Regions from separate parts of the Homo sapiens genome. Here region 1 is linked to region 2. A link is an interaction called in ENCODE POLR2A ChIA-PET data of the cell type or tissue named here. Cell type or tissue: GM12878. All regions are shown on one strand. Links, peaks and the distances in the headings refer to the core of each region. The heading gives the core; the rest is flanking DNA.

Region 1 (2,817 bases), core at 272-2,771, 50 kb before region 2:
GTCTTTGGTTTAAAGCATGCTGTACTGTAAGAGGTCAAAATTTGGGGGTTTAAAATAGAAGGATGGAAAGCACCAGAGTCAGCTGATATAGAAGTCAATGAACACTTATGTTTGGTTTCAGGTGAATATCTATATTCATCTCAAGCAGAGCGCACAGTTTTGCCTTATACTTGTTTAACTGTTTATTGTCAGTTTCCCCAGCTAGAGTGACAGTCCCATGAGAGGAGGGGCTTGTCTTGTCTACTGCATTTCCAGTGCCTAAATGGTACCTGACATGTAGTAGGTGCTGGTTAAATACTGGTCCCTTGGTCATGCTTTGCGCATGTCCATTCTAGTCTTTTCCTGCTGCCTACTAAAGACTTATTCTTTGCTTCATGACTTACTTATTTGGTGCTTTTTACTTAATGATGCTCAACATGTACTTTCATACATACTAACTCAGGAGACTGTTAATATTTGTTGAGTACCTACTATGTGTTTGGAACAAAGGTACAGGAGTATGTGAAGTTAGTATTCTAACCCATAATAAGCTACTTAGTCTCCATGGATAGCTTGTATTTTGAAGCAGGAAATGCCTATATAAAACTTTCTCCTGAAAAAAATAGAGTCAAAAATATCTAAAAGTGCTATCTGATGTTTCCTTGCCATTTATGGAAGAGAACAATGGAATGTATCAAATAAGGGAAAGAAACGAAGACAGAGAGAGTATTGACTTAAGTAAAAGGTCACATGCTTACTAAAGGAATTGCAACACAAGCCAAGCAATTCATAGCATCTCATCAAAGATGCGGGATTCCATCACTGGAACCTGGGAGGTGGAGTTTGCAGTGAGCCGAGATCGTGCCACCGCACTCCAGCCTGGGCTACAAAGTGAGACTTGGTCTCAAGAGAAAAAAAAAAAAAGATGCTGGATTCCACTTACCTTTCCCCAGTGAAGATTCAAAAGCCTATTAGCCTGTTTGAACTAAGATGTCAGACGGTGGCCTCAAACTCCAATCAATAATAGCACAAGGACTGAAGGCACCCACTGTTTCTCAAGAGTTCCAAACCACTCTTAATACAGTTTTACATTCCATCTAATATTTTGTTCTTGATGTTTTCTGATCTTCCAATTGTACTACACCCCTAGGGAAAAACCAAAATTTTTTTTATGAGAAAGCTAATTTTCAATTAGTAGAGTTAAGAAGAAAATCTTATAAACTTTCCTTCCTAAGCATATAGCTATACCCTTGAGAGAACCTTAGCTCATTGTGTGCTCATGAAAAGAACACAATATCCTGTATGAGTCAAACCTGAAGATGCCAAATGGTGATATATAAGCTTTTAAAGAAGGTTAGAGAACTGAGCCAACACTTTAGTTTTGTTCTTTAAGGGTAGAATGCTGGGGGTTATGGGCACTGCATATTATGCAGGAGGGGTGATGGATGATGTCCTCATTATCCTTGTTTTCTAGATTTGGCTGGTTGCAAGGTGGGGCTGGAAAGTCCCTTGTTGGTAATAACGTCAAGTGTATTGATACTTGTGACTCAGAGGCACCATTAAAATTGATATGTAAGTGTGAAGTGTGATATGTAAGTGTGAAGGTAATATGGTTTCTCTTCTTATTTCTCCATAATACTCATGGGACACTTTCGATGATTTAAAGCAGAATGATTTATTATGACTTTAATGTTCTAAGGAACTCTTCTATCTACCCTTGACCTCATCTCAACTGCCATTGTTTTAGTAAGGGTTCTGGTTAGAAATCTTTTCTACCAAGGGTAGGAACTTTTTTGTTATTGGGGTTGGCCCTCTGAAGTTTCACTGAAAAATCAGCTCACAGAAGGCAGGTTAATTGGAGAAAAGGTGTACAAGTTTCATGTGTATACACAGAAGACTTCAGAATGAAGACCTGAAGATACAGGGGAATTGTCCATTTTTATGCTTAGGTTCAACAAAGGATGGACAGCCATGTAGAAATGTGATTGGAACCAGCCTGGGCAACATAGTGAGACCCTGTTTCTACCAAAAAAAAAATGTAGCTAGACACAGGGGTGCATGCCTGTAGTCCCAGCTATCAGGAGGCTGAGGCAGGTTGTTTTTGGCTGCTGCCAGTTTCTGGTGATCGTCAGCATTCCTTGACCTGGGCAGCAACACTCCAGTCTTTTCTCTGTGGCCACATTACCTTCTCCTGTAATGTCTGTGTAATTTCCCTTTGCCTCGCTCTTATAAAGGCACCTGTTAGTGCACTTAGGGCTCACCTGGATCGTCCAGGGTGAACTCCTCATCTTAAGATCCCTAACTTCATTGCATCTGAAAAGAATCTTTTCCCACATAAGATCGCATTCATAGATTCTAGGCATTAAGGCATGGGCGTGTCTTTGGGAGCTGCACCATTCAACCCAGTCTATATGCCATATTTATTATTCTGTATGTGTAGCTTAAGTCAGTCTCGCTAGCAGCTACAAAGGTTTTTAAATTAGCATTCTGACCTGAACCTTCATAAATCATTATTCCTTGAGGACAGCAGCCAAGGACAAGACTAGATTAAGATTTTGAACAGGAGAATGGTTGATAGAGGGAGTTAGACACTCATAACCAATTGCCAGAGACGAGGCAGGAAATTCACATGCGTTAAATATCTTTTCCATTCACTTGCAAATGTGGCCTTGTGGCCAGGTGCTGTGGTTCAGACCTGTATTCCCAGCACTTTGGGAGGCTGAGGCAGGAAGATCACTTGAGGCCAGGAGCTCAAGGCTGCAGTGAGCTGTGATCTTGGTATGCAGGGAGTGCCACTGCACTCCAGTCTGGGCATCAGAGAGAGACCCTGTTTTCAAA
Region 2 (2,817 bases), core at 99-2,598:
ATGATGCTACAGCTCTGTACTGTCAACGCTGTCACCAGGCATCACTTCCTTATGGTTTACACTCCTCTCTTCCCATCATGTCATTTCTTAGAGCTCTGTAATCACACAGTCGTGTGCATCCATCCCCAGCTGTCAACAGGATCTTCTGAGTAAAACACAGCTAAATAAATCTCTGCAATGAGGAAGGACCGCAATCAAAGGTGAGTCTATACCAATCTCCGCCACAGTTCTGGTCAGCCTCACTCTCCCTAGACTGCTTGCTTATTCATTGCAATGCTAGTGAAACTTTGTTCTAATTGGGTGAGCTTCTCACCTTGCATTTCAAATGAAGCCCATACTCCTAGGAACCCCTGTGTTCACGTAACTTCTGGAAACCAGCATTGAAAATATGGAGAAGGCTCTCCTGTTGATCAGAGGCTTATTAGAGGCCTGTCTGTCATCATGATTCCTTCCCGTTTTCAAGCATTTAAAATGTGAGCAGCAGTTCTAGCTGATATATCGTTTGGTGGACGTCTGTGAAGGCTCAGTACTTTGCTGTTGTTGGGGGATTATCCCATGTTCCCTGTGGTAGTCAGAATATTGGCTCCCTCAGGTGCCCATGTGCTAATCCCCAGAACCTGTGAATACATCACCTTATGTGGCAAAAGGGACTTTGCAAATGTGATGTAGGTTAAGGACCTGGAGATGAGGAGATTGTGCTGGATTAGCTGGGTGGGCTCAAAGTAATCATGAGATTCCTTATAAGGGAGAGAGGGAGGCAGGAGAGTTGGAGAAGGAGAAGGAATGATGGAGGCAGAGGTGGAGAATGCAAATGGGGTCTGGGGTCTTTGAACCAAGAAACACAGCACCCCCTAGAAATTAAAAAAGACAAACAAAAAGCCCCCCAAAACCCAAAACCACCCAAATTATTTCCTAGAGCTTCCAAAAGGAAGGTGGCACCTCTGTCATCTTGAAATAGCCCAGTGAGACCCATTTCAGAATTCTGACCTCCGGCACTGTAAGATCATAAATTTGTGTTGTTTTAGGTCATAAAGTTTATGAGAATTTATAACTTCCACAACAGGAAACTAATGCTTCCCCCTAATTAGAATCTGTTTAATTAGGCTGCTTTGGTGGCAAGAATTAACAATGAACCTCAAACAATGAGGTGTTTACCTGAAGGCGACATGTGCTTAGAAACCCACCTGCTAGGAAGAGCAGGACACGGGGAAGCTCTTTCAACCACTGCAGATCTGGCGGCTCTTGGCCCCGCCAAGCTCCTCTTGATGTGTCTGTTTCTCTCTTCCAGTTGGCTCATTTTTTCCGTCTTCTCTGTGTTCGATAATTTATTCCTGGTCTCTGTTTCTTTTCAGTTCCTGCTCCCTCATAATTTTTCCCTGAAAATGGTACCTCATGGTCTCTACTCTACCCCAGAACTTTCCTTCAGCCTCAGGTCACTGTTATCTACTCTGTTCTTTCTGTCTTAGTTCTGTTCTTGAGGATGAACGTGACTGGCCGCGCTCAATCTACCATGCTAAGTCACAGCATGGGTTGCTGGCCAGACTCTCAGTGGGCTGTCCTTAGATCACATTCCTCTCTGAGTCCAGTGAGCAGAGGCCAGGACTGAGTGATGGGTTGAGAAATGTGGCTGCCCAAGAGCCATCTCATTACTGGGGTGTGGCGGATGGGAGGTTGATGGCTATTGAAGTCAATCTAGGGCATGAATAATGGACCTAGGGAGTTGCTTTTCTTTCTGAATTAAAACATCTCCACATGGAATCTGTCCCTGATAAATAGTAAAGAGGCTCGGAAAGTCTCAAGTGTAGTCCCTTTCCTCCACCCCTGCTACTTTGCTGATACTCCAAGCAAGAATGGATATCCATTTTCTGTCCCCAGAGAGCTAGGGATTTGTTACTTATTATTTTAATTATTATTATTATTAATTTTTTTTTCTGAGACAGAGTCTTACTTTGTCACCCAGGCTGGAGTGCAATGGCACCATCTCAGCTCATTGCAACCTCCGCCTCCCGGGTTCAAGCAATTCTCCTGCCTCAGCCTCCTGAGTAGCTGGGATTACAGGCACACACCCATGCCCAGCTAATTTTCGTATTTTTAGTAGAGACAGGGTTTCACCATGTTGGCCAGGCTGGTCTTGAACTCCTGACCTCAGGTGATCCACCCCCTTCAACTGCCCAAAGTGCTGAGATGACAGGCGTGGGCCACCACACCCCGCCGAGCTGGGGATGTGTAAAGGAGATATGTAATGAGGTAATGTTAGCTGTAGAGTTTGGTCCATGGCATAAAAGGCCAAATCAGGAAGGACTGGCACCAAGGCACTGAACAAAACCAACAACCTTTCTTAAGTACCTACTCTGTACCAGGCACTGTTTTAGGCGCTTGGGCTATACCTGTGAACAAAACAGCTCTCCCCTGGGAGCTGACATTCTGAGAGGAGGAGAAAGACATACAATAATAGTCAGTCTCTCAGTGAGGCTGACCACTCATTAGACATCCAGTCATAGGCACCCAGAGGAAGTCTTGGCAAGCGTGTGAAGTATCAGAAGAGAAGAGCCAGGCAGCAGTTCCTGGGCAGGGGTCCAGGCCTGGGGCAGGGAAAGGGAGGCCAAGGAGACCTGGCACTAGGGGCTGCAGGGTGTCAGAAGGTACGGGAGTGCCATCCTGGGGGCTTCATGTCACAGCCATTATGGAGAAGACCAAGACAGCTGGTGGGCTATGGCGAAAGGGACTTGACAGTGAGGATTAAAGTGCCAAAATGAAACCTCTGTCTTCTGAGAACTGGTTGCAATATGGAGAAGTTTGTAAAGCGTGGAAGCGTGG

What was found. Peaks named below come from ENCODE experiments on the same cell type or tissue, not always from the same donor. Only the 100,000 strongest peaks of a DNase experiment are listed, where the experiment ranks them.
Region 1: POLR2A ChIA-PET joins it to region 2 with 5 read pairs; 3 of 35 experiments call an interaction of 5 or more read pairs at or near these places.

The regions. Positions count from the first base shown.
Region 1 is chr6:15,775,238-15,778,054 of GRCh38, forward strand. No RefSeq gene overlaps it. Among named protein-coding and RNA genes, the nearest start is that of DTNBP1, 110 kb to the left of the region's middle. In GM12878, for the core only: no CTCF peak of the experiment used is centred there; a DNase peak (open chromatin) is centred at 1,504.
Region 2 is chr6:15,825,485-15,828,301 of GRCh38, forward strand. No RefSeq gene overlaps it. Among named protein-coding and RNA genes, the nearest start is that of DTNBP1, 160 kb to the left of the region's middle. In GM12878, for the core only: no CTCF peak of the experiment used is centred there; no DNase peak of the experiment used is centred there.